2 separate regions of the Homo sapiens genome follow, and region 2 is linked to region 1. A link is an interaction called in ENCODE POLR2A ChIA-PET data of the cell type or tissue named here. Cell type or tissue: GM12878. All regions are shown on one strand. Each heading gives the region's core, and the rest is flanking DNA. Links, peaks and the distances in the headings are about the cores only. Region 1 has its middle 310 kb from the start of EFNA5. Region 2 has its middle 250 kb from the start of LINC01950.

Evidence for each region. ChIA-PET counts read pairs that join two places held together with the same protein. Peaks named below come from ENCODE experiments on the same cell type or tissue, not always from the same donor. Only the 100,000 strongest peaks of a DNase experiment are listed, where the experiment ranks them.
Region 2: POLR2A ChIA-PET joins it to region 1 with 6 read pairs; 1 of 35 experiments calls an interaction of 5 or more read pairs at or near these places.

What each region holds. Positions count from the first base shown.
Region 1 is chr5:107,353,688-107,369,535 of GRCh38, reverse strand. No RefSeq gene overlaps it. Among named protein-coding and RNA genes, the nearest start is that of EFNA5, 310 kb to the left of the region's middle. In GM12878, for the core only: a CTCF peak has its summit at 9,500; a DNase peak (open chromatin) is centred at 7,417.
Region 2 is chr5:107,255,023-107,270,870 of GRCh38, reverse strand. No RefSeq gene overlaps it. Among named protein-coding and RNA genes, the nearest start is that of LINC01950, 250 kb to the right of the region's middle. In GM12878, for the core only: no CTCF peak of the experiment used is centred there; DNase peaks (open chromatin) are centred at 6,099 and 7,170.

The DNA of each region.
Region 1 (15,848 bases), core at 5,897-9,896:
AACCTCCTAGTTCTGGTCACTGTAATGCCTGGTCATTATTTGACTTCTATTTTGAGAGTTTCATAATATTCTGACTCCATTATTAGCATAGGCGTCCTTAAAATAAGCCCTCATTATTTGAGGCATCCTGTGTGAATCACAGTTCTTTGCAAGCAAAATAGTCTATTAAACAAATATAGGATAAGAGGGCTGGGAAGAAAGTGTGATGAAAGCACAGAGGGAGTAATTAATGCTACTAGAATTTCAGAATCTGATTTTGAATTTCAATGTATTACCGTACTGAAGACTTTTGCCATATTTCAAAGGTCACATCTAAATTGACAAAATAATTATATAAAATGGTTCCCTTGATTTTCTTGAAGATTCAGACTTTTTTTAATTTGATGAGATCGGGTACAAAATAAAATAAATGTCCCCACTGATACCTCATTTCAGTTGGCACAGGGAGGAGTTACAAAAAAGTAAGATTCCGATTAGAGAATCAATGAGAAGGGCTAACAAATGGTAAGATGAATGCCAAACACTGCCACAAATGAGCTCAAGGATCAATAGTGGAAAAATAAAAAAAAGGACCTTTCTAAGTCCTAAGTCCACAGGAGCAGACCAAGGAAAACTTTCCTTAATTAGTCCTCTGCTTGGGAACCTAGCGCGCTTCCCCATTAACATGTGACATTTCCTAACGAAGTGATGTACACATCAGCCAGTCTAATGCTTGGATTGGTGGTAACTTGTTTCTACTTGGCATAAACCCTCAGGGAAATCAGAACTTGCTGAGTAGTCTTGAATGTTACCAGTATTTTCCAGCACCTGTTAGCCGTTACGCAGGGAAGGCAACTCATTATCAAGCATAAATGCTGTCAGTAATGGCGGGGAGGAGTCCTAAACGAGTGCAGGCCAGGGGCAACAACTCCTATTGGTATAAATATTTTCTTCCACAAGTTCATATCGTTTAAAAATTCCTTTTCAATATGGATAATCTTTAAGGCAGGAAAAAAATGTTTCAATGCAATAATTTGTGGTGCAAAACAAAAGATGTCTCGGTGGTTTAAATCTGTGCACCCTGGATGGGAGGGGGTGGCAGTGGGAAGGCACATTATTCCAATTCCACTTGGTTGCCGCAGAAGTTTGCTGGGTTCTCTTTCACTCCGAGAAAAAGCTCTCAGCACTGATGGGAGAGTGCACAGTTTAGATAAACTGGATTAGAAGAAGAGAAAGAGATGGATATAATTCTTTCTTAGACACGAAAAACGGCATGGCTGCCTGCTATAATAAGTCCAAGAAAAGGGCCATGCTTATCTCAACTCCAACCTGATGCCAGTAATTATACAGAACATAAGAAGTGAGGACCCTGTTAACCAAAGCAGGGGGTTTATCTGGCCTTTGTAGGCTCCTGGATAAATCCATTAGCATTGCAGCCTCAGGACTCCCCCTCTTGTAGCACAGTGTTTACCCTTATCTTCTGCTTGACACAAAAGCACAATCAAGACAAAGCCAAGGAATGTGTGGCTCTTCTTTGCCACTAAATGCCTTCCCTGTTTTTCTCTTTTAATTATTATTTATATTTTGCATTTGTTTTCAGGTTAAAGTAAAATAAAGTGGAAAGGCTATCCTGCATTTCCTGGGCTCTGGTCTCATTAGCCAGATTTCCTTAAAACTCTGGTACTTCAGAGAAGTTTTGCCAAGTGGCTAAATGAAATGCACACAATTGCAAAGTGTTATGAATATTTATGATGGTTTAATGATGGGATTTTTTGCATCCATGAATAATAAAGATTTTAACAAGAACAGATAATGAGATGGGGACAAAACAGTGAAGTGGGTAATACAAGGACTGCTCTCGGAGGGCGCCCACTGAGAACAGCAGGAGCTGACCACCTCCCCGTCCTCTCCACCACAACTAAGTGCAAAAGGGGGCACAGGGTGTAGGCTCTTTTCTTCCACTCTCTTAATCTATATCATCAGCTAAAATAGGCGTTTATCCACACTTTGTGCCTAAGCTCATGGCCTCCCCTGGAGGTGCAGGAAGCTCAGAGTGATAGACAACACCATTGTAAAGTGACCTTCCACTTCTAACAGCAGTATTTATTTCAGCCTTGGATCTCCAGCAGAAGTAGCTGCTTTGCCTTTTCTGAGCCAACTACTAATTAAAAAACACTTGGTGGAGGAAAAAGTTGCTGGGTCCTCTCTCTGGAAGCTGATGACTATCTCCCAGGCCACCAACTTCAACTTGGGGAGGGCCTTCAACAGAATTTTCTAAAAGGCAAATGTTAAAGTTGCCATCCCCACCAATATTTTATGTATTGAAGACAAGTAATTCCCAGTGTGACTCTGCCGGTCTCTGGCATTTCAGGATGCTCTGTGTGTCCCAGGGCTTGGTCCCCAGCAGCCTGCCCTGGGAGCATTATGCCTCCTTACACACAAAACCTGGCAGTGACTCCAAAGAGAGCCATTGACATAAAGGGGGTTAAGTGGAGGAGTTCTGGGTTAGCTGCCGCCTTTGGCTTGGGTGGTTTACTCATCAAGTGAGGCGAACATTCCCTGACCTCCCAAGATCATTCATTCATTTATTCAGTAAATATTTATGAAGCACCTACTATGTGCCACAAGTGTTCTAAACATTTGTGATACGTACATGAACAAAACAGACAATGGTCTATTCTCAAGAATCTTACACACTGGTAGGTTTCCTGCACAGCAGGTTTTAATGAAATTGGCAGGCAGGGATATCGGACTGTGTGAGAATATTGGTGAGGAATCTAGCGATGGAGAGTAAGTAAAGGGATCATAAGGGCCTTCTGATGCTGGGCATGCTTTCTCTGCACCGAATTTACTCTAAATGAGTTTCCAGATAAGAAGTGTTTTCCCATGAATTTGCATCAATAGATTTAAGACAGAATATATTTAATAAAACGAATAAGTAAGTGGTGGATCATTGGTAAAGTGACCCAGGCAATAAGGACATAGAACTTCCACATTTATCTCGGTAACAGGCTTGCTTTATGTGGTAGATATAAAAAGTCCAGAAAAGTTGCATGGAAATCAAAGGATATTTTTAAAGTCCTTAAAGAATGTGTGAGTGCGTTTGTCTTATATAGAATTACACGGTGAATTCTTTTGTTAAATAATGACGATGTCTTGTTTTATTTCCACTGGGAATTTGAGTTTCCATATACTGCTTTTTATACACAGACATAAATGTCCACTCTTCATTAACTATCCTTGGATTGAAAATCGTTAATAAGCCATAACATTGCCTAATATTTGGTTGACACCTTGTGTTGGGGTGTGCGCATCCATGCTCTTAAATCTACTGATGCAAATTCATGGGAAAACAATTCTCATCTGCAAACTCGTTTAGAGTAAATTAGGTGCAGAGAAAGAATGTCCAATATAAGAAGGCCCTTATGATTCCTTTACTTGCTCTCCATCCCTAGATTCCTCACCAATATTCTCACACAGTGTGACATTCCTGCCTGCCAATTTTATTAAAGCCTGCTGTGCGGGAATTTCCTTTCTCTGCTTTACTAGCTACCAAGACAACCCCGTCAACGTGATTTTTCACACATTTTCTCTTCCTGTGTTCCGCATCTCAGTGAAATTTCATCTCCCTGACTCACTGTTAAGTGTTTCTCATCTGAAATCACACTCACTCGTAATCTCACATAAAGTGCAAAAAGAGGAAGTTACAAAAGGAGAAAGACAGACCAAAGTCCTTCTCCTTCCAATGATTCAGACATTAAGCAAAAGCTACGTGGGAATTGTCCAGTCAACCAAGACTAGCAACTGAGCACCAACATCCACAGAACAGAAGATTAGGCTTGGTGTACCACACTCCGCATGCCACAGTACTTGTCCCTTAAGGGAGCACATACATCTGTCTAGGTATTCAAATCTGAGGAACCGATAATAGGTGTTTCATAGACCAAAAGAGTCATTGCAAACTGGATTCCCACAGGATAGACCCTGCAGTGCCTCCTCAGGCAATTAGAAGCAGAGCTAGAGGAGGGACAGCCAGAAGGAACGGAGGCAGAAGACAGGAATGAAGAGGAAGAAAACTCATAGAACAGAGGCTGAGAAGTGGCTTTGGAAGGAAGTTCCCTGCCCGTGCCACCTTACTGTCAGAAAAACCTCAAAAAAGTCTCTTAGAGGAAATAAGCAGCCTCCTATTGTTTATCACAAAAAGCAAAAAGCTTTAATACCACCCAAAGCTGAGGTCATGTAGGTACATTCTAATTCCAATATTCCCAGCACCTCCAACAATATGTTTATGCACATGTCCAGTAATAGCCACATCATCACAATGTTAGGACTAGGAGCTGGAACCTGAGTCTGACTTGCTTCTGACCAGTGTGTCATGGTTACACTTGGTCAGTTGGAAGTCCTTGCATTGCATCAAGAGCTATGTGTAGCGCTTAGCTATACATGAGTTCTACTATCGAGGACTTGGTATCTAAACTATAGATCAAACACCTATGATGGAGACTGGAGGAAACTGATCAAAATAGGCTGTTTGTGTGGTTATGTGTAGTCAGAAGTCAGGTGGAAGGAAGACTTCCTGGTTTCTTGTTCCTTTTATCTTAATTCACAAAGGAAGCATGGGAAGGGATGCATGGGATGAGAGGGGAAAAAAATACAGGAATTGAAACCCTAAGGCAATCATGACATGTAGAGACACATCAGTGGTCATCTTTGTTGATTATTTCCATCATCAGGCATGCAATTACTTTCTAATGGTGACCATCATAGCATAGAAAGTATTAAGGTCCTGGGAAAAACAAATGTGAACCAAAAACCTATGTAGAAAATACACACACATTTTAAAGGGGAAGTTAATCAATTAACCAAGACAGCACTAAGTAGTACTACAATGGCTAACTGGTTTCAACCTAACTGAGCTGGTGGTTCCTTTGCTCCCAGGCATATTCTTTGAGCTCTTAAGAGATGGGCCAAGGCTTACCAAAAAAAAAAAAAAAAAAAAAAAAAAAAGAAAAAAAAAGAAAAAAAGGCACCTGATGGAATCAGCAGAAATCATATAACACAGGCTCAGAGTGACAAACAGATTGTCCAAATCCCCTGTGGAAGTGTCTGAGTTGTATCTGAACTTGCTGTCTTCTTAAAAATTACATGAAGTGCTGGTTTCTGTTAGCTTCTTGGTATGGTTTGAGAGAGCACTGGCTTTGGAATCAGAGAAACATTGAGTTTAAATCCTGTCTAGGCCATCTATTTACATAAAAATTCCTCCACCTCTTCATCCATAAAGGACTGGTAAGAACGTTTGCCTTAGATGCTCTCATTAGAAGGATTATATGAGATAGACCATATCAAGTAACAAGCACAGTGATTGGCTCAGGGTAAATGCCCAATAATAATTGTCACCAACAAGAACATTTGAAACAATACCTAGGAAATATTTGAACATAGGAAGTCCTTTGGCCTACTTTGCTTTTGGTGCTTGTCTTTTCCTGTTTTCTGTTTCTTATCTTTATTTTTTCTTAACTTGAGATACAAATGTGTAGCTTTCTCAAGTTCTCAAGACTCTATCCTAGTCTCTAATGCTTGTCATACTTCCTAAAATGGAGGAAATGATGAAATGATGAAAATGTTTTTGTCTAACAAATAAGGAAGGCTCAACAGATGGTATACTTGAGATGACCTCTTCATAAAAAGAAATCCATCCGACGTATCCCCCAAACGAGAGTACTGCTTTAGAACAGTCCTCTGGGAGGCCATACACATATTCTCAATGTTGTTACCTTTGTTTACAACTTTTTAAAAACATTCCCCTTTTGTAACTGCTTTCAGAATCTTTTCAATGTCCAATGATGATAAATTTTTGTGCTGTGAAGGTGCATTTAATTTTGAGAAGTAGCCAAAAGTCCATGAAAGCAAAACTGATCAGTATAAAGTGTGAGCTATTTGGGTAGCACTGTTTTTATGCAAAAATGAGATGTAATTTGTAAAAGATCAATACGATTTCCTTGCATGGGTTTTAAACGTTTCAGAGGGGAAGTCCAGTGATATTTGAAATAAATTCAGTATTTCTAGAATCGATACTGGTTTCTAAAATTACTCCTTTGAAGGACATCTATTTTGACTGTTTAAATCCCTTTGTGTCTGGTTAAAATGTACACACACAGAGTCAGCATTCATCACTTTATGTCACTCCTAATAGAACCAGAGATGGTGACATTTCTCACATCTGTAATACACCAAGTAATAAAAAATGTGTGAAAAATTTAGCAATTAGAAATGCTTGCTATGGAGTGGATCAAACTTCTTATTTTCATCAGCTCGAGATGTGCATTTTATATGTTGTGTGACAAAGTAATTATGGCCTTATGGAAACCTCTTGGTCATAAAGCTGGTTAACAATACTTGCAAGGCGTGTGAAGGTAGACGGTGTTGAATACAGCAAACTTCTGTTCTGGGTATCCTATTAACAGAACCCTCTGTTAAACTAAATTTTTTGGTAGTGCAATGAAAACCTCCTACAATTACATTGACCACAAGGTTGTACAAGATAGTAAAATACTTTATGAACGAACAAAAGAAAAAAAAAGTGCCTTTTTTTTTTTTTTTTTTTTGAGATGGAGTCTTGCTCTGTCATCCAGACTGAAGTACAGTGGTGCCATCTCAGGTCACTGCAACCACTGCCTCCCAAGTTCAAGCAATTCCCCTGTCTCAGCCTCCCATGTAGCTGTGATTACAGGCACTCACCACCACACCCAGCTAATTTTTGTATTTTTAGTAAGCCAATTTCTCCATATGCCAGGCTGGTCTCAAACTGCTGACCTGAAGTGATCTGCTCGCTTCTGCCTTTCAAAGGGTTGGGATTACAGGCGTGAGCCACCACACCTGGCCAAAATGATGTTCTTTACAGTTGTGGTGTTGAATATATTTTATTATAATTATATTCTTTCAAAATTGCTAATTCATGTTGAAGATTCATGCACAGTATGTCCAGCAAATTACTATCATGGCACATGTTTGGTGAACCATCCCATCCCACCAGGCAACAATAAAGGACCAAGAACATTGTCTCAAAGTCTCCAGTTGGCATATAGTTCTCCCCTTCTCTCCCATCACTTAACCAATTTCTGAGCCACTATGATGTGGTAGGTGTGTTCCTTATGTGAAACATATAAGATGTCGCACGTCTTTGTAACAACACTTTAAAGGTGAAGAAACTGAGCTGCAGAAAGTGTGGATCCTTCGCCTAAAGCCTCCTGCCACCTAAGCAATAGGGCAAGGACTTGAAGTCAGCTGGGTGTGGATACAAATCCAGACTTTACCAAAAGGCCCTGGTAACTCAAACTGGGTTGAGCAACAGTCGTGAGCTGAACTCTGGAAAGGTTACAGAACAAGAGGAAGAAGTTTCAGTATTATGTAACCAATTGGCAAGTTTCGTGATTGTTAGTGATGCATTTTGTGGACTCAAAATCCCCTCCCCCTCGCTCTTACAGGTTGCATTAGCCATGTGCTTTCAGGCAGCCTTAACTCTGGCTTTCTTCAGAGTTGACATCATTAACCCACTCTATTAGGGTAAGCAGGGAAAGGCAAAATAACAAACTTAAAAAGATATTACCTCAATTGTTTATCCCCAAATGCTATATAATTCATGCTAACACACTCAAATATTACAATGTTTTTCTTGACAACTTCCTTTAAACAATGAGAAGAATTCCTTCTGTGTTTTTCACTTATGTGAACTATAATGTTCTTCTGTGGGTGAGTTTGTCTACAAGCAAAGAATTTGAGATGGTTTGGAAAAGTACTTGTTTTCTTCATTTACTTTCACATGTGAAAAACTCAACTGACAATTTAAGTGGGGATTTTTTAAAACTCTGAAAATTGGTGTTTAATTTGAGCATCTCACCAGCTTCCTCTGTTTGTTGTCATTCCTAATAATCTAGTATCCCATTACAATGAAAAATTAAGGGTTGCCTCATCACAAAAGACTAATGAGTAATAATACACATGATTAATTGGTCATTCTCAGTATAGCTGAGAATAAAGAATGAATGACATTATTGATTATAGGACCATGTGTTTCTTTCCATATATTATTTACAATTCAGGCCTTTGAAATGACCATATATTTATCTTCTTAAAAAGTGATAAAATAGGCTAACAAAGAGGACAGGGCTTGGACATAACCAACGTAAGTAGGTAACTGTGAGGAAGATTGCATTTTAGGAGGTGAAGCAGGAACCCCTAGTCATCAACACTTGGTTGAGTTTATGAGGGAAAAATAAACACAATGCTTAGTTACCTAGACGATAAACATTCTCAACTTTTTAAAATAATATCAAAATCCCTGGCTGGGGACGGTGGCTCACGCCTTTAATAACAACACTTTGGGAGGCCAAGGTGGGCGGATCACCTGAGGTCAGGAGTTTGAGACCATGGTTTCACCATGGCCAACATGGTGAAACCCTGTCTCTACTAAAAATACAAAAATTAGCCAGGCGTGGTGGTTCACGTCTGTAATCCCAGCTACTCGGGAGGCTGAGGCAGGAGAATCGCTTGAGCCCAGGAGGCGGAGGTTGTAGTGAGCTGAGATCATGTCACTGCACTCCAGGCTGGGTGACAGAACCAGAATCCGTCTCAAAAGAAAAATAAAAAAATCAAAATCCTTGAATTTATCTAGGGCAGAGATAATTCCTAAGCCAGAAGTTATGGTCAATAAGATGTAAGCAAAAATTGTTTAGAGAGCTGAGGAAATACCATAAAAGGGTAACAGTCAGCTAGGACCTTTTCACACGCACTTTCTTTCCTACCTGGATGTGGACATGATGACAGCACTCATGTTAGACCAGGGCGCAAACTTGAGGATGAAAGTTGTGCTTTAAGGATAAAGAGGCAGAAAAATGGAAGGAGCTTGTATCCCTGATGACCATAGAGATCCTAAAACCCTGGATTGCTTATCACTAGATTTCCGTTAATGTGCGAGAAACCCACTTATTTAAGTCATTCTTATGTCAAGTCTCTGTTACTAACAAACACAAATTCCTAATGGATACCTGGAGTAAAATACTCACCGCTGTCTATATTTAAAAAGCAATGGGTCCTGTTGGTCTTAAGCTTTGATCTTCGACGAAGTGCAGAATCCCCTGGGAGAAATAACATATCGAGTTTAAGGTCATTTCTGCAGAGCAGGTTTTGCAAAAAAAAGTGCAAAAGTAGAAGACTTCAGAGTGAAGAAAGGGTTTCAGAGCGGGCATGGAGGGCGCATCCCATAAACAACTAAAAAGATAATTAAATATCAGCTTATTTTAATATATATGGTGGAGTGATAAAGAGACTTTACACTGAGATTTTCAGAAGATTCCAAAGCGACTGGAAAAAAAAAAAAGTGTTTCACCTTGGTAGGGGCAACCTGTGCTAAGCCAAGAGGAAAGCAATGAGGTCCTGTTCATCTGACATGTGTCTTCCTTGAATTTTATAGTCATATTTTCCCCCCAGCAATGGAGAATGACTAGGCAAGAAGGCTCCACGTGGGGGCACCTTCTTATCACCAGATATTCAGCCCCTCCCTGTCACATCCTTAAATTTTACTATGTTATTCTTACATTGATCAGCCCCTGCTGGTTTTAAGAGTCAGGGATTTTTCCAAAAATATTTTAATACCTTTCACTCTTCTTTCTCTTTGAGGTTTCAGCCATTATAACTCAGCTATTTCTTGGCTCATAAACTTGGCAAGGCTTTCTAGAAAAAAAGAAGTCATCTCACTGGCAGGGAGGTTTCTCATATGCTGACAGTTTAGCTTATATGAAATTGCTGAGTAATAGGAAGGATCAAATAAGGATTGTAAGGGGAACAGGAAGTGCAATGCCCTCCTTAAATGAATCCCAGAGACTGATTTTGCTTATCTAAGAAGATGAAGGGCCTTTCTTTTGAAGCAGCCTTCATTGACCTCTTGCTAAAACTGTTTATTCAATGTGACTTCTCCACTGGATGGAGAGTGGTCTTGTCTTCTTCCCCAAACCTTTCTGTAAGTACCATTTCAAACATAATTCTGTACAGTCCTGTTGTGAGCTGCCTTCCCTAACCCCTCTGCTAAAGAACACAGCTGCAGGCTCAGGACCGCTTAGGAAGCCTCACACTCAAGCAGCCCTTCATCTCAAAACAAATCTCTTAAAAATATTCCTTGGAGCGCATCTTTGTAGAAAGAGCGCATCTTTCTATTTGTGACATCTCATAAAGACCGAAAAGAGGAAGCTTTGTGTATCTCCAAAGAGTGCCCATCTTCATCTCTGTGTCTGAAGCACATGGAAGCTATTAATTAGCTGAGTCCTTGAGTACACAATGCAGGAGACATCTGCCCTCGTTTTCTCGATGCTAAATCCCTTTTCCATGCTTACTATAACTAAAAAAATCACAGGAAGTAAAAACTGTTCAAATTAAAAACATTTTCTTTCACACAACATCCTGTCCTGCTTAACAGTGCCATAATTCTACTGTACTGTAAACAATTAGATAGGGATATTGTAAAATTAGCTCCAATTTGCATAATAATGCTTTACTGTTATAATTTAGTGACTGCATTTGCACAAATTTAATAACAATTCAGCTTACATTTTTTGTTTTAATATATTTTATACAAATAATGTCGTATTTATAGATTACTAGGTTCCCCAAAGCAAGCCAGATGAAGACATTGCATTTTTTGCAAGTTTAATATACCACATGATATGATAATTCTAGCCTTCTTAAATTAAAGGTCACCTCCTTTCCTGATTCTGGCTTTTTCCCCTTGTTTAAGGAAAAAAGTTTTTGAGACTCCTAATGACTTGGAGCAAAGAAAATTATACCCATTATATATCTGATGACATCTAAACCAGCTTAAAGTATTTTAAATGTAACTTTCCCCATTTTGTTTTCAAGGAACTATGGGATTTAATCCCCAAAACATTTTTAAAATCAGATTTCAAGTTTGAAATCAATCACATTTGGATTCTGAGCTGGTGGAGCAAATTGCATTAAAAGGTATTTTTATTGTATTTATTGTCACAGATGTTAATTCAACGGATCTAACCATTATTGTCTTTTGGATTTATAGCATAATTCCACCTAATAGAAATTGAATTGCCACATAAGCTCTACTCTTATCTGAGACTTTGTGCTCTCAGGGCCACTGGGTCAATGATGAAATCATTGCAAGTCCTGAATCAATGCTTTCCTTGAGGAAAATTTTAGTGATCATTGTTATAACAGGGCATCTCTTCTTCACAAATGAGACCAACAGTAGTTAACTTGTAAAAGTATTAGAAGGGTTATTAGTACATAGGGGTAAGTGACTTAGTTTTTCAAGGTAGTTGGTTAACTATTAAAAAGACTTTCTGACATTATTGGTTGTTAAACATGGGTTATTAAGAAAAACTATACAAAGATACAAAGACATATTCTTGGTGGTGCTTCAGGAATCCTTGATCCTGTTCAGAGCTGCTCTGTACAGCAGTGCGGGTTACTGGCTAAGGGAAGGACAAAATGGGAACTGAAGTTCAGCCTGCACTTCACTTGCCAACCAGGAGCTGCATAAGCCCAAAAGACGAAGTGTCTTTTCCACTTTGCACAAGGGTGATCCATGGGCTCATGGCAGTCCTTAGTCCTTATTCTGACTCTACAGGTTGGTATAAATGTGATTTAGCTTAACAAAAGAACTACTTTCTAGGTTCCCTCCATAGCACAATTCCGTAATTTCAAATAAAGGCCTTATGGGGTATCAAGTAGAATCATTTAACACAGAATGGTAATCTCACAATATTTATAGTAAAGGGAATTGTGGAAACCATTTGTAATATTATCCAAGTCAATCTTGTTTCAATGTACATTTCTATCTCCTTTCTTACTCACAGTTTCTTTGATAGCTTGTGATTATATCTGTACCTGAAAAGTGGTGGATCAATATGAACAATTGATCACAATAATTGGACCCGAATCTCATTCCCATACCACCTCCACCTGGTTCTAAGTAACAGCAGTTTTTCTGTTATTTTATTTTGTCTCAACTCTTAGATAAGTACTTCAATGGTACACTTTGGTTTTCCAAATAATCAGCCTATCCTTCAATCTTGCCCTCTCTGAGTGAGGTTAGTTAACATGGACCAAACTGCTTCATTCATAGATTTGTCTAAAGGATTTATCGATAAAAAATTGGTCCAGAGAAATTCTGCACTTTTTAAGAATCTGCTTGTACAATTATTTGCTATGTGAAACCTTTATTTCCATGTATTCTGGTTTATTTAAAGGCATCTGGCAAATTTAAATGAGCAGATAGAAGCACATGACAAATAAGTAGTTAATATAGATTTCAAGCCACAGAGGAAAAAAAAAAGGAGATAAGGTGATACAAAAGTATACATGGTTTAGAACATAAATTTTTATTTTATATGTGAGTCTTGCACATAGCTATTTCACTAGTGGTCTGGAAAATATATTTGAATTAAGCTCCTATCTCTGACACATTTTTCTGTAATCAGCTTTGCAGTTTGCAAAACTTTCTCTTGAAGATTACTTCGTATTAGCCTCTCCAGGCCTCCATATATAAACCCTTCGAGTGCAACTAAACATACTGTGCAGAAAGAACAAAGCATATGAATTTAGGTGCATGTATTATAAATACAATATTATGTGTAAAAGATATCACTGAGGTTCTCCTTCAATTAAGCCTAGAATGCTAGCTGAATTTCTATTCTGAATTTTTTCTAATGAGCATTGATCAGTAGTTTTTCTTTTTAATAGTAATACCCCATGAAGAGGCAGCTCTAGCTGAAAGCCCTGTAGGACTGATTTGAGGAGAAAATATAACTTTATGAGTGAATGCTTAAAAACTAGGCTTTTCTTCTATTACTGTTATACAGTATTAAAATTTTAAGTACCCATACAAAACAAGAAAGACTACATTCACTAATCTTCTAGGCCAGAGAATAAGAGATCTCATGTGCTTTTGCAGAAGCCTAGATAATAATTCTCAAACTTCAGTCCTAGAATTTCACAGTTTTATTTTAAAAATTTGTATAATCCCTGTATGATTTGCTTATATTTTTCCTTTTTGAAATGGCTCATGTTTTCAAAAAATAACTTAAACGTAATATTTTTAATAAAGAAAATGTGTTACTATTATAAAGGGACAGGTCACTGCACTTGCCCTGAGATAACTATAAAAATAAACATAATGAAAATAAACCAATCTTAGTAAATTCTAGCTAGGCAGTTTTGCTTTTCAGATGCTCTGACCCCTAGCCTTTCTCTTTGGTAAAAAGAGAAAGAGAGAGACGGAGAGAGGAGTTTGGTGAGGACATTTAAGCACCACCTGAGATTTTCTAAAGCCTGAAAGACCTTTGAGAGGAAATACATTCTTCATATGGAATTCAAAGTTATTTAATGTCAGGGCTCTCTAGCACTTAGAATCCTCTCTAATGGTAGTAGGAACATGGGTCCCAAACTCTTGGAAACAGTAAATCGAGGTTGGTACCATCACTGGCTGCTTTTCTGCACACTTCTGACTCAAACTCTTTCCACCTTTTACCATGGGTACTTAACGGAATGGCCTTGAAAGTGAAGAATCAAAAAATAATTACTCAACCTATTTATTTACTTGCTCGGCAGACATATAGGAAGTATGAACAAAGGGAAGCACCTTGCTAGCTGATACGATTGCAGAGATTCAGTCCTAGTCATTTAAGGGCCTAATCTAGTGGAGGACTCCTTCTTACCTAACATTTTAAGATTATAATTTTCAGAAGAAGAAGAAAAAAGAGAAACAAATTTGCATATCCTGAAATTGTTTTGTTAGGCATTTCTTCTTTCTAAAATATATATATATAAAATAATATATATTTATATGTATAAATATAAACACATAAATAAAATATATATTTATATTTTATATATTATGTAATATATAACATTAATGTATTATATATTATGTAATATATAACATTAATGTATTATATATTATGTAATATATAACATTAATGTATTATATATTATGTAATATATAACATTAATGTATTATATATTATGTAATATATCATAATTTATATAATATATATAACATAAATAAAAATGTTTATCTCAGATGATCACTCACAATTCTTAATTATGGTTATCCTATTCTCACATAGCTATTAGAAATTCTTTCTGAAATGTGTTAACTGCTAATATATGGAACTACCCTCATAGTCTGAATGGAAGAAAAAAAGCTGTCATATAAGTCTATGATACCAAAGCAATAACCCAACACTTTGGTTTATAATTTTTAGAACAGTGCCATATGTATAGTCTCATTTGAGTCTCAAGAGATTCAGATATAATTTGGAATCTCATTTTATAAGGTAAAGAAATTGAATATTCAAGAGATTGCTGGTTTGCTCATTGTCTCATGACTAATAGATGGGACTAAGTCACAATCTTTTGGCTATTCTCTCACCAAAACATTCTCTCATCATGTATTGTGTGGTGTATTGAGACGCTCCTTCCTCTATTCAACTTTCTTCTCTGTTTCAGGTCAGTATATGTTTACTGGGCACCTCATTTGTGCCAGGCACTGTGATTGATAGGTAAGGATAAGAAGATGAGTGATATGTCCCTAACACCATCTGCTTAATTTGGATTCTCCCAGAAATCAATGTCTGAGGCAAAGGACTTATGTGTCTTATATGCCATTCTTATTTGTGATCCCTGGGATTAGAAATGAAGACCATAGGGCAGTGAACTGGGGAAGGAGGGAGAGGAAGCCAAGGAAGTCTTATTCAGTTGGCCAACACCAAGTGCAACTGACTGCTAGATTCCTTAGAACCATCCCCTAGAAGGCTGGGCACGGTGGCTCACGCCTGTAATCCCGGCACTTTGGGAGGCTGAGGCTGGCAGATCACGAGGTCGGGAGTTTGAGACCAGCCTGGCCAACACGGTGAAACCCTGTCTCTACTAAAAATACAAAAATTAGCTGGGCATGGTGATGGGTGATGGGTGATGGGTGCCTGTAATCACAGCTACTTGGGAGGCTGAGGCAGGAGAATCGTTTGAACTCGGGAGGTGGAGGTTGCAGTGAGCAGAGACTGCACCATTGCACTCCAGCCCAGGTGACAGGGCGAGACATCACCTCAAAAAAAAAAAAAAAAAAGAACTGTCCCCTAGAAACTTTATAGTCTGTGTTTCAGGGCATCACATGGTGGAGGTTGAAAAGTTATAGAGAAAGGGCAACAAATTTATCTCCCAACTGTTATCTTCCATTGGCTGAGGGTGTGCTCCTTGGAGTATTAACTTCCTCACACTTTGGGGTTGCTCATTTGTGAGCACCTTGGGAGTCTGCCTTATTCCTTTTCTTTGTGTCAGGGAAGCCTCAGGGGGAAGAAAAGGGGATATGGAGTAGGCATAAAGTGATAACAGTGTCGGGTGGTGCCCATAGAACTTGCAGGTAATACCCCAGTGGGATGACAGAACACGAGTCAGAGTGGGTGAAGTGTGTCTGAGGTGGTACATGAAAGGAGTCTTGACATCATTCAATGTGAAGGTTTCAACACTCGTCATCCATATTTCCAGTCTTCACAATGCCTATGAGGAATCTTTACACAGGCATCACTCAGCATCTCCAATCTTACACATTTCTGAACTGAAATATTTGTCTCTTGTCCCTCAAAGTCAGCTCTCCTCTAAAACAACAAATAGTAACAAAAAGACTTATCTTTACTATGAGAAAGGACAGTTCACCCTTACTATTATACAAAATATCCCATGATATAGATAGATAGAAGAAAATGGGACATTCAATAAACATGGACCTAGAAATAAAACTTATGTCTAGTTTACTCAGTCACCTAACTAGGCACTAACATTCTCTGTAT
Region 2 (15,848 bases), core at 5,549-9,548, 98 kb after region 1:
CCTAAAGTTGTTATTGAATATTTTACATCATAAATTATAAACTCCCTCCCCACTTTCACTTTGGCTATCTTTTTTCCTCTTCCCTCTCAATCCTCTCTATTATTTAGAGAGATATAATCTCTAGGGATACCCTCCTTTTTCTTCTGACTTAATCTCTTGATTATTGTAATTCAAAATACCTGAGAATCAGACTGACAGATGCTTTCTATCACTTACTTCTGATGTAAATAACTAGGAACTGATTGAAAATATGAATGTAGACCTGGAAGTCTCGATGGTTGTTTGGCATTTAAAAATTTCATTTCCATCAATATGTCCTTAATATTACTGTTAGGAAATGAAACTTTAGCTACATGAGTTCTATGAAATGAAAATATTTTAACTTTTGTAATTTTGGCACCTATTAAGTGATATAAAATTTTGTGGCATATAATTTCAACATCTAGTATGAAATATGATATGTAATTAAAAACGGAATGCCAAACAGCACATACTCATTGTTGATTCCAGATTGCAGCAGCAGCAAAAACATTTTCATGTTAATATTGGTACTTTCACAGTTAAATATGGTCTAAGCACTGTGGAACCACATATAGACCTCAGACTTTTGTCGCAGGGAAATTTTTATTACATGCTTTGCCTTCAATTTACTTTAATAACACTTAATAATAATGCATTGCATTTATGAAGCACCTTTTATCCAATGATTCCGAAGCATAATATAAACATTAATTTTTAAAACTCTCTAGGAGAGAAGTATTTATACTCATTAAAATTTTTAATAAAAATATAAATGCATGCTATAACTGGAGCTAACATATTAAATGGCTTAATTTGCTAAGGAATAGAAGCTGTACAGTTTTTGCTTCTGAATTTTGAAATTCAGTTCTTATTAAAAATAAGACAAAAGCATTTTTTTTGTGTGTGTACAAAGTCTTTCACGAAGGGAGAACCATGGCTGCTTGATTCACCATGGGTTGTCCATTGCGTAACATTTTCTGCATGAAGAGGGCATTTGGGCAGTACTAAATAGTTGGAAGAATGAATATAGACTTAAAAGAAAAGAGCTGTTACTTTTTAATGATTTTTTATTATTAAAGTTAAACTATCATAGTATAATTTGTTAATGGTTATAGTGAGTTGCATGGTGGTCTATGAAGAGATATGTCCATGGCCTAACTCTCAGAACTTATGAATTTCACTATTTGAAATAAGGGTCTTTGGAGATGCAATTAGGACACTTGAAATGAGATCTTTTTGGATTGTCCAGATGGGCCCTAAGTCCAATGACAAATTTTTGAGACAGAAGAAAAGACTGACAGACAGAGGAAAAGGCCATGTGGAAATGGAAGCAGAGATTGGGGCGATGCAGCCACAAGGAGTGGCAGCAGCCACTAGAAGGTGGAAGCAAGGGAGGATTCTCCACTAGAGGCTGCAGCAGGAGTGTGGCTCTGCTGGCACCTGGTCCTTGCACTGCTGGCCTCTGGACCTGCAAGAGAATACATTTCTGTTATTTTAAGCCACATGGTTTGTGGTATTTCATTATGGCAGCCCTCGGAAATTAATATGAGGTAAAGATTCTGGTATTAAAGGCTTCTTTAAAAGTTGCTACATTCTGGAAGACTAGTATTTTGGTAGTGAATTTTTCGGCAACCTATAAGAGGGCTTATATCATTAAAAACAGAATTGTTATATGTATAAAATCCTGACATTACTAATTCAGAATATAGATCCCTATCTTGTTGTACTCATCATTGACACACATAAAAATTACCACTTATTTGCTGAGAGAAAGCTGTTTACGTTTTTTTCTGTCTTTTTATATCAGTGATTTCTACTTTTGTAGATATTTTCTTTCTTAAAAATAAATGCATCAAATATCATTATGAAATGGATTCCACTTTTCACTGTGCATATGAGGAAGTATAAATAGATTTCACCATAAGTTATAATGAAATGTTAATAATTATCACCATTTCAAACAGAAATATAAGGTTAGTATTTTGCTAATTATACAAGTGAGAAAATTGAAGCTCACAGAGAGTAACTGACAGAGTTCCCAGCACTAGTAGGCAGTAGAGTGGCAATTGAATGGCCTGTCTAGCAAGTCTGCTTTCTTAACCAGGACACACTTATGTGAACCAAGACACCATAATCCACATGGTGGATGCTGCTATGTCCCTCCTTTAACTCATTGGAAAGTAATGTGATAAAACTTATGTACTTTAATTGATTATAAACTTAATGTAATAGTTCCTCTAAGAAGATGTTTTGCCTTGAAAGACTACCTGGGCATGGAGAACTCATAGTAGAACTGATGGGGGAAGATATTTTTAGGATGTTCCTTTTTAATTAAAGCCAATCTAGGATAGGAAATTGCTTACTGTGCACTCACATAAGATTGACCCTGAATCTGTAGGATGTGACTCACTTGAAACAGATGGAAAATTGAAATCTGATTCACTGATCTGGGCTGACTTTACAGTTTTATTTAACTGATTAGCTTCGTGGATACTTGTATAGAACAACTTCTGTGGAGGGAAGGGGCTTAGAGGAATTATGTCTATGGTGTAACGTAGGCTGCATGAAGACTCTGACATTATCTGTGGCTACATTGATGGATACTGAGTAGCTCAAAACCGGGAGTATGAGAGCCTTCTATCTTTCTAAACTTTGACGTTCTCTTATTCAGTATATTTCCCTAAAGTGTTGGGATAAGAAGCTCACTTTGCCAATATTGAAAATCTTGCTTGGAGTTAAATTTTTGATCTGTGTTCAAATTCTCACTTTGTTACTTACTAGCTATATGACTTGAGCAGGTTAACCAACTTCTTTGACTTTCTTTGAATTTGAATTTCATCTTTAGCATACTGAAGAAAAAAAATCCTGGTGTAGTTTTTTAAAAGGCCCAAACACATAGTTAATTCATATTAATATCATTCTTTGCCAACAAATATTTTTTGACAACCTCTATGTGCCTGTCAGATAGAAAGGTTCATTAATTGACTTGGAGATTGGGCGATGTGGAACTCTGATTAAGAACTTTTGTATCTACCCATTCATGGGAAGTCTGAGAAAATGAACTGGAAGCCAGTGGCTTCCACGGAAAGCCGCCCTGGTAGATGGCTATCAGCAGCTCAGTGCCCTCTCTTTGCCAAGCCACCAGTGGGCATTGTCCCAGTGATGGTTCCCTGCTAATGAGGGTGCTCAAGATTGTTTTGTGGATAATACTTTCTGACAGTTGTCAATTGTCAGGGAAGTTTAAATAGCTGGAGAACTTTCTGTGTAGGCCAACTTATATGTCAGAGGCAGGGTTGTAAATGGCACTTCAAGGCACCTAAACATGTCAATGAAATGGAATTGGAAATGATACTTGAAAACCTTGGCTGGCTTTATGTTCTGATAGCATTTTTGCCTTAATGTTCTTCTTTGGACAGTGTGTTGGCTAGCTGTAATTCTAACCCTCTACTTTCACTGAATCATATGATTATATTGTCTTTAGTTACATATATAACTTGGCCAAAACAAAAATATTTACATAAATAACTAAAATTGCTCTGTGAAAATAGGAAACTCAACATTTACAAAACCCAACTAGGTGTATACTACTAGTGGGTATACAGTTGGCTTGTCAAGAATATCAATTGAGTGTACAGTGCCTGTATTTAATGAAAGAAGAAACATGGGGTCTTGCAAAATAACGTTGATGTGAGGAGGGTCCTATAAACATGTATGATGACTTTTTCAAAGGTGATAAGTGTTATTACAATAAGACAAAGGCCATGTAAGTCTAGGAAGCTTTCATGGAAAATGTGAGTTTTGAATAAGGTTTTGAATGTTTTGAAGGTATAGGTCTCAGCAGCAAGATTGTTTTTTGGGAAACACAGATAGGGAGAATGCCTTAGGCAATATGCTCTCATGTTATACTCTTTCTATATCCCTAGGCTACATTAAGACTTCAAATATTTCTTGTGTTAAATATTCCCATATTTGCATATACAGTCTAGTACATCCAATTCCCTACTGGCTTGACTTCTCCAGAAGATTCCTCAACTCAACCTATTTAACACAGAATTCATTAATATACTCCCCTCTGCTCCTCTCTTTCACTCTGCTTCTCTCAGTGAGGGGCATTACATCCATCTGTTTGCTCAAGGAAGGAATTTATGAATCATTTTTAATAACCCTACACCCTCACTCCTACTTCGCATCAGTAGGTGAGACCTATTGATTTTACTGCAGAAATACTTCTGTTAACTATCTGCCCTTCACCCTCACAGCCATGTTCCTACTCAAGCCACCTGCAAGAACACCCAAATTCTTCTTCTGTAATCACTTTTGTCCTTTCCAGTTCATTTTTTACACTTTACATAGAATGATTTTTGACAAATCCAAGTCTGATTATTGTATTCCTCTGCTTAAAACTCTTCAATGTATTTTCATTGTTAGTAGGTTAATATCCAAATTTTCAATATCCCAATTTTTAATACCCATGGCTTACAAGAGCTCTACACTATGGTCTCACCTACCCCTTCACCCTCATCTAGTGCCATGAAACTTCTCGCTCTCTCTGTCTTAACTACTATTGTCACAAATGAGTCATCATTTTTCTCATCTTTGATCTATTGCAAATACTCTTCCCTTTACTTGGAGGAACAATTGGTAGTATCCATTTATTTGAAAATAAATATATTCTTATGGACCATTATAAGCATGATGAAGGAAAAGTGCAGGGTGCAATAAGGGAATCTTACTAGAATGAAGGCTGGAGGGAGCTGCTGAGTAGGTATTACCCAGTGTGGGGTAGAGAACATTCCAGGAAAAGTGACTAAATATTCAAAGGCTATGAGGTAGAAAGAGCATGTCAAGTAAGCAAATATGAAAGGAAAAAAAAAAAAGATAGTGAATTAGAGGGTGAGTGGCATGAGTTGAGTCTGGAGAAGTAGGTGAGGCCAGACAAGGAAGGGTCTCTTGATCATGCTGAAGATTTTGTGAATGAGGACATAGCAGTTGTTCCTGTGACATCAGCAGAATCTGGAAAGAGAGACGTTTATTTGCATGCTTCCACTATTAATGCTGGCCAGTGTGGTTAATTGTAGGAACAAAGAGGACACATGGACCCCAAATTAGGAAAGATGAGCTGGTAGAACTAGTGTTGGACCTTGGGGATGGGTGAGGAGGAGGGACTGCAGATGACCCCACAGTTTTATTGCTGGGTGCTCAGATGGCTAGCAGTGCCCCTGACCAGAGTAGACAAGTTGAAATGGGGCAAGGGTTTGAGGGAGAGGACACTGGGCTCAGTGTTGTCATAATTAGTTTTAGATCTTGGCAGATCACCAAGGAGAGTTATTTTGTAGACAGCACGAAATATGTCATTAGAAAGAGGATGAGGGGTCAAGAACTGAGATATTGATCTGAGAGCATCTGTGGTCAGGAAGGAGTAGTTATGTTGCTTTTCAGTAAGCAGGGCAGTGTGACAATATAGAATTTATTAGACCAGGTCAGCTGGGTTCCTGGATTTTCATTAATAGTGCTTAGCTGCATCAGCATGGGGCAGAAGAAGTATGGACAACGATGCTTGCAAGGGAAGGGGGAAGCCAAAGGAAGAGGGAGTTAAAGAGCATGAGAAACACACACAAGCCTACTGCCCACTACCAGGGTCAGCTTTAGAAAACCACTAAGTAATCCAGGGCAATTGTTTAATGGGAAAATCAGGTTCACATGGACGTTTAGGAAAGCCTCAGCCAGTTAAAGGAAGAATGGCATTTATCAAAATAGGACAGCACACGGGCTGAAAAGTGCATGCAGATGGAAAGAATGGGCTGATAATCAGACTTTGAGCCCTGCTAACATGCTAATTGTATATGATGTGTGTGTGTGTGTGTGTGTGTGTGTGTGTGTGTGTGTGTGTGTGTGTGAGAGAGAGAGAGAGAGAGAGAGACATTCGTGGTAAGCAGCTTTTCCTTCTTAGTTCCTTTTTGTTATGACCTTTGTGAGCTTGGTGATCTTGGTCAAGTCCCTTAATCTTTCTGTATTGAAGCATCCTTAGCTTTAAATTAGAGGGGAAAAAATGGTGTCTTATTAGGTGGCTGTGTGCTTTCAGTGAGCCAATGTATGAGAAAGTGACTAGCAGAGTGTCTGACACATTTTATTACTCTGAGTTCCAGCAGGTCACCAAGCGGGTGAAGATCTTTGCCTGTTTTCTGCTCCTACTGATCACTGCTTTTGGAACCTTTATACTACTTTACAGGGCCCTCCTCACTTAGAAGGAAATCAGATACCATCTGCTTGACAACCTCATAGATCTATTTCCATAAAAGAGATTATTGCTACAATTTTTGAATTCATGAAGATTTCATCGATGCAGCAATGAGCATCAGTGTCCTTGATAACTCTTTCATCTCTAGGTTACACAGAATAAGACTGCACCTGTAAACTCATTGTAATTTGCAGAGCTGTACATACCTTTGAAAAATGATTTGTAATTCTCATGGCTAGCTCTCAAAGTATTTTTTAAATGACTCTGAGCTGAGCAAGGACAAGCCAACCATGTAAGGTTTTAAAAAGGTACCTGACAGACACAGATATCACACATCTGTTTTGATAGTCACTAGAACACTAGGAAGAGGTCTAATTCCACTGATCACAAATATATTTCACAGGACTTATACTTGAATTTTTTTCATGTCTCTCATGTAGTCTATGGAAATATATTGCTTTTGAAATTTTGATTTCCTTGATAAAAAAAAGTAAGTAAAAAGAGACCCTAGATCTCTTAAAAAAAAAAAAAAAACTAGCATGGATTCCAAAAGCACTTATAAGCATAATAACAATCCAAACAGAGATAATGTTATAAGGATTGCTACAAATGGATGCTTGCTTATTTCTGACTACAGTCAAAAGATGCCAACTAATAATCCCCAAATGGCCTTGCCAGAACAAGTTTATTTTTATTCTGGGAACGTTTAGAGTTTCTACATCAGGCTGCGGCAAAATACGCTTTATTTTTTTGAACTTGAGATCAGGGCAAAACCATATGCAAATGACAAAACCCACATCCTTGAATGATCAGAATACACGTAGCATTTAGGTAGGAGCTACTGGAGTTCTTTAAGAGGCTGAAAAATTAGGTACTTGGGATTTTGTTGTGTCAGGGAGGAGGGTCAGGATAGAGGGTGGGGGTGAAAAGAAAGTCTGAAACTTCACCTACCTACAAATCATTATCCTTGAACTGGCTGAAGGCAAAACTGGCTTGTTTACCTGCTTCTCTTTTAGGGAAACCCCAGGCTGCAGATTTTTAGCTCTACCTTGTCTTTGAGCTGGTTCCCGTCAGCATTTCACTCTGAGTGTTCTCTTAAGTAAAAATGTTCTAAGGCTGATGAAGATTAGCAATAATTAATTGTCACTTTTAAAACAAACACAGTTTTGACCTTGAGTATTGTATGCATTCTCAGCAATAAAATCTAACAGTCTGACCTGAAAAGCATGGGCTCGCTGTGGTGTCTCACTCTCGAAGTGATAACTTCAAATTCACTGATAATTAACAGTAATAGCCATCACAACAAAATCATCTAAAACACCCACATGAAAACTTCTTTAGTATTAGTTTATAGGTCTACTAATTAAAAGTCATTTTTGTTTCTAAAGATTCCTTTGACTAGCTCTATTCTTCCATTGTCTTCTTTTGAAATGTGTTTTCTTGTTGCTAGCTAAGTGACATTATTTAAACCATCTGATGTTAGCATGATTTGCTCTGAGGGTGTTAACCTAATATTAAGAAATTTAAATTTAGTTTTAATATCTCAGTGGCATTATGCTTTGTTAAAATTGCATTTCTGGAAAAACTCACTCATCTGTAACAGTTTAAACATGAACCCTTTACCCATATACTATATTAGCTGAGTAAAAAATGAATTTTTAGTGTTTTTCTTTTCAATACATCTTGTGAAATCATAAGAGAATTCTGCAATTTATACAGGGAAATTTGGCTGCCATTTGCTTGGACTGTGACATATGACTATAATTTGTAACTTTCCTTCCAACACTTGGTTATTTGTTATCTGAATATCTGAGTTTCAGAAGTATGAATTAGTGTATGAACAATGGAAAAAAAAGGTATGCTGTAATTCTCAGGGGCATGGTGTGTTACTGTCCTTAGAAATATGACTTGGGAAACACATTTAAATATAGAATTTATATTCTGCTTCTATTAGTGATTTACATGACTCTGTGACTTGCATCTTCATTTAGGTTTTTTTTTTTTTTTTTTTTTGAGACAGTGTCTCACTCTGTCACACAGGCTGGAGTGCGGTGGTGTGCCATCTCAGCTCACTGCAATCTCCACCTCCCAGGTTCAAGTGATTCTCCTGCCTCAGCCTCCCAAGTAGCTGCCTGCCACCATGCCTCGCTAATTTTTGTATTTTTTGTGGAGACAGGGTTTCACCATGTTGGCCAGGCTGGTCTCAAGCTCCTGATCTCAAGTGATCTGCCCACCTTGGCCTCCCAAAGTGTTGGGATTATAGGCGTGAGTCTTTAGTTTTGCATCTTTTTATTTGTATGTTTTTCATTCTGTTTTGTGTTTGGGGTTATGCGTGTCTTTGGCCTTTTCCAGTTGTCTTTGAAATTTTATCAAGATCACGACTTTATCCTCTGGGTGCATTTTGAAGAAAAATTTATGAAGAGCATATAGGTATTGCAGAGTAAGGCATTTATTTCTTTAACAAATATTTGTGAAGCAACAAAGCGACTACTATGTGTCAGTTACTGTGTCAGACACCAGGGACACAGATTTAAACAAGGCAGATGTGGTTCCTTTCTCAGGGAGCAAATAGTTTAGTGGGGGATATAGAGGAGCAGACAGGCAATTCCAAACACCACAAGGTAAGCGATAGGATGGAAGAGTTGAGACATATAGAAGAAGTACCTGCCCCAGAATTGTTGGGTCAGGGATGGCTTCCTGGAGGAAGTGACCCTAATGTGAGACTTGAAGGATGCATAGGAAATAGCCAGACAAAAGGCATTTAGGGTTTGGACAGGGGCTAATGAACAGAAGGATAGTGTTTTAGTCTGAGGGAATGGCTTCATTTTATAAAAGACCAGAGATAACTGAGAGGAATTAATAGTAATTCACTCTGGCAATGGAGATGGATCAATAGAGACAAAGTTAAGAGGTATTTGAGAAACGATATTCAGTAACAACAGCAATTATTGACTGGATATGAGCCTTGGAGAGGTAAAAGTAAAGGGTGACTCCCAAATTTATTATTTTAGCAATTGGATGGTTGAGGAAGGGTCAGTTAACTGGGAAAAAGGCAGGTAAAGTAGTTTGGACATTGATATAGTTAAGCTTTGTGTCCCAAACCAAATCTCATCTTAAATTGTACTCCCCAGGTGTTGAGGGGAAGGACTGGTGGGAGGTGATTGGATCATGGGGGCTGTCTCTCCCATGCTGTTCTTGTGATAGTGAGGGAGTTCTCATGAAATCTGTTGGCTTTATAAGTGGCAGCTTCCCCTGGGCTTTTCACTGTCTCTTGCCTGCCACCATGTAAGATGTGCCTGCTTCCCTTTCCACTATAATTGTAAGTTTCCTGAGACTTCCCCAGCCATGCAGAACTGTAAGTCAATTAAACCTCTTTCCTTTATAAATTACCCAGCCTCCAGTAGGATCTTCATAGCAGTGTGAAAATGGGCTCAAACAGTAAATTGGTACAAATAGAGTGGGGTACTGCTATAAAGATACTAAAAGATGTGGAAGTTACTTTAGAATGAGTAACAGACAGAGGTTGGAAGAGTTGGGAGGGCTCAGAAGAAGACAGGAATATGGAGAAAGTTTGGAGCTTCCTAGAGACTTGTTAATGGTTTTCACCAAAATGCTGATAGTGATGTGAACAATGAAGTCCAGGCTGAGGTGGTCTCAGATGAAGATGAGAAACTTGTTGGGAACTGGTATAAAGGTAACTCATGCTATGCTTTAGCAAAGAGACTGGTGGCATTTTGCCCCTGCCCTAGAGATCTGTGGAACTTTGAACTTGAGAGAGATGATTTAGGGTATCTGGTGGAAGACATTTCTAAGCAGCAAAGCATTCAAGACATGACCTGGATTATTCTGAAATCATTCAGTATTATGCATTCACAAAGAGATGGTTTGAAATTGGAACTTATGTTTAAAACAGAAGCACAGCAAACAAGTTTGGAAAATTTGTAGCCTGATGATGTGATAGAAAAGAAAAACCCATTTTCTGAGGAAAAATTCAAGCCTGCTGGGGTGCAGAAATTTGAATGAGCAATGAGGAGCTGCATTATTAATGACCAAGACAATGGGGACAATGTCTCCAGGGCATGTCAGAGATCTTGGCAGCTGGCCCTCCTGTCACAGGCTCAGAGGCCTTGGAGGAAAAATGGTTTTGTGGGCTGGGCCCAGGGTCCCCCCAACACCTGTCCAGCCTCAGGACATGGCACCCTGTGTCCCAGCTTCTTCAGCTCCAGTCGTGGCTAAGCCAAGGTACAGCTTGGGCTATTGGTTTGGAGGGTGCAAGCCCCAAGCCTTATCAGCTTCCACATGGTGTTGGGTGTAGGGGTGCACAGAAGTCAAGAACTGAGGTTTGGAAACTTCTGCCTGGATTTCAGAGGATATATGGAAATGCCTGGATGGCCAGGCAGAAGTCTGCTGGAGAACCTTTGCTAGGGCAGTGCAGAAGGTCAAATGTGGGGTTGGAGCCCACCCCCTGCCACAGAGTCCCCACTGGGGCACTGCCTAGTGGAGCTGTGAGAAGAGGACCACCATCCTCCAGACTCCAGAATGGTAGATCCACCAACAGCTTGCACCATGAACCTGGAAAAGCTGCAGACACTCAATGCTAGCCCATGTAAGAAACCAGGAGGAGGACTGTATCCTGTAAAGCCACAGGGGCAGAGCTGTACAAGACCATGAGAGCCCACCTCTTGCATCGGTGTGACCTGAATGTGAGACACGGAGTTAAAGGAGATCATTTTGAACCTTTGAGATTTATTGACTGCTCTGTTGGATTTTGGACTTACGTGGTGCCTGTCGCCCCTTTGTTTTGGGCAATTCCTCCCATTTGGAATGGGAACATTTATCCAATGACTGTACTTCCATTGTATCTTGGAAGCAACTAACTTGTTTTTGATTTTACAGGCTCCTAGGTGGAAGGGACTTGCCTTATCTCAGATGAGACTTTGGACTTGGACTTTTGAGTTAATACTGAAATGAGTTAAGATTTTGGGGGACTGTTGGGAAGGCATGATTAGTTTTGAAATGTGAGGACATGAGATTTGGGAGGGACCAGGGCAAAATGACACGGTTAGGCTTTGTGTCCCCACCCAAATCTCATCTTGAATTGTAATCTCTAGGTGTTGAGGGAGAGACCTGGTGGGAGGTGATTGAATCATGGGGGCTGTTTCTGCTGTGTTGTTCTCGTGATAGTGAGGGAGTTCTCATGAGATCTGAAGGTTTTATAAATGGCAGTTTCACTCTCTCTTGCCTGCCACCAGGTAAGATGTGTCTCTTCCCCTTCCACCATGATTGTAAGTTTCCTGAGGCCTCTTCAGCCATGTGGAACTGTGAGTCAATTAAACCTCTTTCCTTTATAAATTACCCAGTTTTGAGTAGTATCTCTATAGCAGTGTGAAAACAGACTAATACAGACATGATGAATTTTAATGACATAGAAGACATATAAAATGACTATCGGATATTTAGGTGGAGGTGAGTAATATAGACATGGAGCGCAGGAGAGAAAGAGCTGGGTTGAGTTTATGCTGTTGAGATTCCTTAAAATATGGTTTCTTTTTTTTGAGACAGAGTACAGTGGCACAATTTAGGCTTATCACAACCTCCACCTCTTGGGTTCAAGTGATTCTCGTGCCTCGGCCTCCCCAGTAGCTGGGACTACAGGCGTGCCACCACGCCCAGTTAATTTTTATATTTTTAGTAGAGATGGGGTTTTAGTAGAGATGTTGGCCAGCCTGGTCCCGAACTCCTGACCACAGGTGATCTGCCCTCCTTGGCTTCCCAAAGTGCTGGGATTACAGGCGTGAGCCACTGCAACTGGCCAATATGTAGTATTTGAAGTCATGAGAATAAACTTGATGAAGAGGTTGGGAGTCTGTATAATTCATTGGAACTTATGCCTAGGTAATACTTTATAAAAATGTTTGGTTGAGATGTCCCAAAAACAATTTGGATCCATGTATATGCAGGATTAGAGCAAATCGAATTAGAGTAAATTGTAATTCAAGGTCAGGAAAGAACCACAGAAGTCCTTTGATGTCTCCTGCTTACAGGCCCACATGAACAACAATGTTATAGCAATATAGTCGTAGCTTTGTTTTATGTTTCAGATAGAAACTACCCTCAAAGATAGAGACACTGACATGATTTGAATGGAAGTCTGAGAATCCTATTGGGCAGGTCCATCACATCTCCTGCCATGCCAGTAGCTTCTTTCTTAGGGAAAGTGCCTACCCATATGTGGGCTGTGAGAGCTGCCCTGGGTGGCCATGAGTCCCTTTCTTCCAGACCTATCTCAATGGGGTGGTCCTATCCCTAACCAATCTCTAGGCTGGCCAGTGTCCTTATGAGATGGTTTGGCATGAAAAACTGCCCAAACAGGCAAAATGTGATTAGCTGGGTCAGATGTTCTCACTCAGGAATTTCAACTAGGGCAACTGGGGAGGGAGTCAATTAGTTGGTTTTGGGAAGGAGTATAAGCTGAAAAGAACCACAAGGGGAGGCCTTGTGGCAGCAAGAAAGATGAATAAAGTGGGTAAGTAAACAGACTTTATGAGTAAGCAGAAACTGAAATAGAGATGGCACGGCAGCAAGAAGAGGGTAAGGTGGCTCCTGGAACTAGTGGGAGGAATAGATGCAATCAGAGAGGAGCTCACTCACCATAAAGGTAAGGGATCAACAGAGTCCTGCTAATAACATGCCCGTAAGGTTAGTGGTCACTGGAGCCCTGGTGGATTTTTCTTATCCCCAAATATACGAGTCTCTGAGTGGTAAAAGGTGTCCCATGGCACTCCTGTTTCTTTTATGTTCTTGAATATCCTTATAATAAGCTCTAATTAATCAAGGGAACTAGAGTGAGTCTTAATTTATTGGGAACAGATTGCTTTACTAACAGAATCCTTCTACCCCCAAATTTCTCCCAGGCTTGCTTGACACATTGCAAGATGAAATATATTATTAGAAATGCATTCTTTTGGGCTGAGAAATTGGGGGCTCAAGATTTTTCAATAAAATGTAAATAATGCTAACTGGTGTAATATAGAAAGCCATTTTCCAACATAAAGAACAGCTATTGAACCTCTTTATGTATTGAACATTTTTCATGTTTGTGTGTGTGTGTGTGTGTGTGTGTGCATGCTAGGACAGGGTATAGATGATGGGGGACGAGGTAGGAAGCTCTGAGGAATGTTGAGTATGCATAAAGCAAAGTCTTTAGAAGTTTACAATTCAGTTGGGGGTATATTTGGGAATAGGAAGAAATTTTTTGTGTTTTTAAGAGACTGGGTCTTGCTCTGTTATCCAGGCCTGAGTGCGCTGGTATCATCATATCTCACTGCAGCTTTGAACTCATGGGCTCAAGCAATCCTCTTGCCACAGCCTCCCAAGTAGCTGGGACTACAGGCTTGTGCCATTGTATGTAGATAATTTTTAAACTTTTTTTTTTCTGTAGAGAGAGGGTCTCACTATGTTGCCCAGGCTGGCTTCAAACTCCTTGCCTCAAGCAATCCTCCTATCTGGGTTTCCAAAAGTGCTGAGATCACAGACATGAGCCACTATGTCTGGCCAAGACTAAGAAGGGCTTTAAAGATAATCTAGACAAGGGATTGCAAACTCAAATGTCTACAAGGGTCAGGCAAGGTGAGTGCTGAATGAAGTGGGCTGGGCAGGTGCAGTGGTGAGCTGCAGACTGCATGGACCATTTAGGGAACTACTCACATAATGGTTGTTAGGTGGGAAGGCCTGCCCAATGCTTACACATCTAATTTTTCAAGAGGGGCTCAATTTTTATGTAAACTCTCCTAAATTTTAAATATTGGTGTGTAATCAAATTCAAGCAAAGCAAAACAAAACAAAACTCTTTGGGGCCAAACAACAAAAAAAAAATCTGCAGGCTGTGTTCGGACCATAGATCAGCAGTTTATGATCTCTGCTCTTGATCAGTAGATTTCAAAATGTTTAAAGATTCAGAAACATCCTGCAAAAGAAATTTTATGCCTGAATATAACACATGTAAGGACAGAAGCAGAAGTATTGGGGTTGAAACTGGGGTGAATGAACAGAGCCTTGCCACTCTCATCCTCGACTTCCACACTCAACAGGCCCAAAGGAAGCTTGACAAATCTTGAAGACCACTGAGGGAGTTTAACCTCTTAGTTTTACAGATGAGGGACATGAAGGACCCAAGAGCCAATGGCCCAAAATAAGGATATTTACAGAATAATGCAGATGGTGTCTGTTTGTAGATGATAGTGTGTGAGTTGGTATGTAGAAAGTGGTTAAGTGTGCTGGTTCTAAGCCACACTGCTTGGATTTGCACATACTTCTTAAGGGCAAATTAGAGAAGGTGGTATTCAGTCTCCGTGCCTACATTTCCATACTTGTCAGATTGGAATGATACATAGTAATACTTACCTCATTAGGTTGTTGAGAAGATGAAATAACATGTACAGCAGTCCCTGGCACAGAGTAAGTGTTCAATAAATGCTAGCTTTTTAAAAATTATAGGGCATCTTTGCTAGTCATTAACATTATAGCAAGATTTATTTCATGTGACAAGTAGCTCTCACCTATGAAATAGTCTTGCGAGAAGGGAATTTTTGGTGGGGGTAACTTGTATCTAAAGTACAGAGGTTATAGGAAAGGTAGGGAATGGTGGGTGGGGGCCTAGAGTTTTCTCTTGGGTCTTTGCAACTCCTTAGACTTGAAGATTTTTACTCATTGTGGGCAGTCTTCCAACCTTCACTTATGCACACAACCCATCTTTTTGGCTTAGAGGGTCGAGAAGATACCCAGAATCAGGTTTGAGAAGCTGATTAAGGAGTCGAAATATTTAGGGATTAATTTTTCATAATAGGAATAGTGTTTAGATATAACCTAATTTGAGGCCGGGCGCAGTGGCTCACGTCTGTAATCCCAGCACTTTGGGAGGCCGAGGCGGATGGATCACGAGGTCAGGAGTTCGAGTCCAGAGAGGCCGACGTGGTGAAACCCCGTATCTACTAAAAATACAAAAAATTAGCTGGGCATGGTGGCAGGTGCCTGTAGTCCCAGCTACGCTGGAGGCAGAGGCAGGAGAATTGCTTGAAACCAGAAGGCAGAGGTTGCAGTGAGCCAAGATCGCGCCATTGCTCCTCTGGCTTGGGTGACAGAGCAAGATTCTGTCTCAAAAAAAAAAAAAAAAAAAAAAAGATATAACCTAATTTGTGGGCCCATCCCTCTCCTCTACCCACAATGGTACCCATCAAGCACCCGAATATGGAAGCTGTAACAGTCTGGGGTCCAGCTTAGAAGCCTAGCTCTGTAGAAGTTGTTTTTCTCCTCCTTGGGATCATATCCAGTGTAGAATTCAATAGATCATTCCTAAGCACCTACCATGTGCCCAGACTTAGGGTACCTCAACCATTTCCTGGCCAGCATGGCTTCATTAGCCCTTTGTTGGTCTGTGTGGTGACTCCAGGGCCCGGTCAGTGCCCTGCCCTGTGCCAGCCCCCTCGGTCCCACATGCTCCTTTACAAGGCAGGAGCTCTGGGGCCATCTGATCAAAGGAGAGATTGGAGCCTCTTGGCAGGAGGAAAGTTAACAAACAACCATAAAAGGA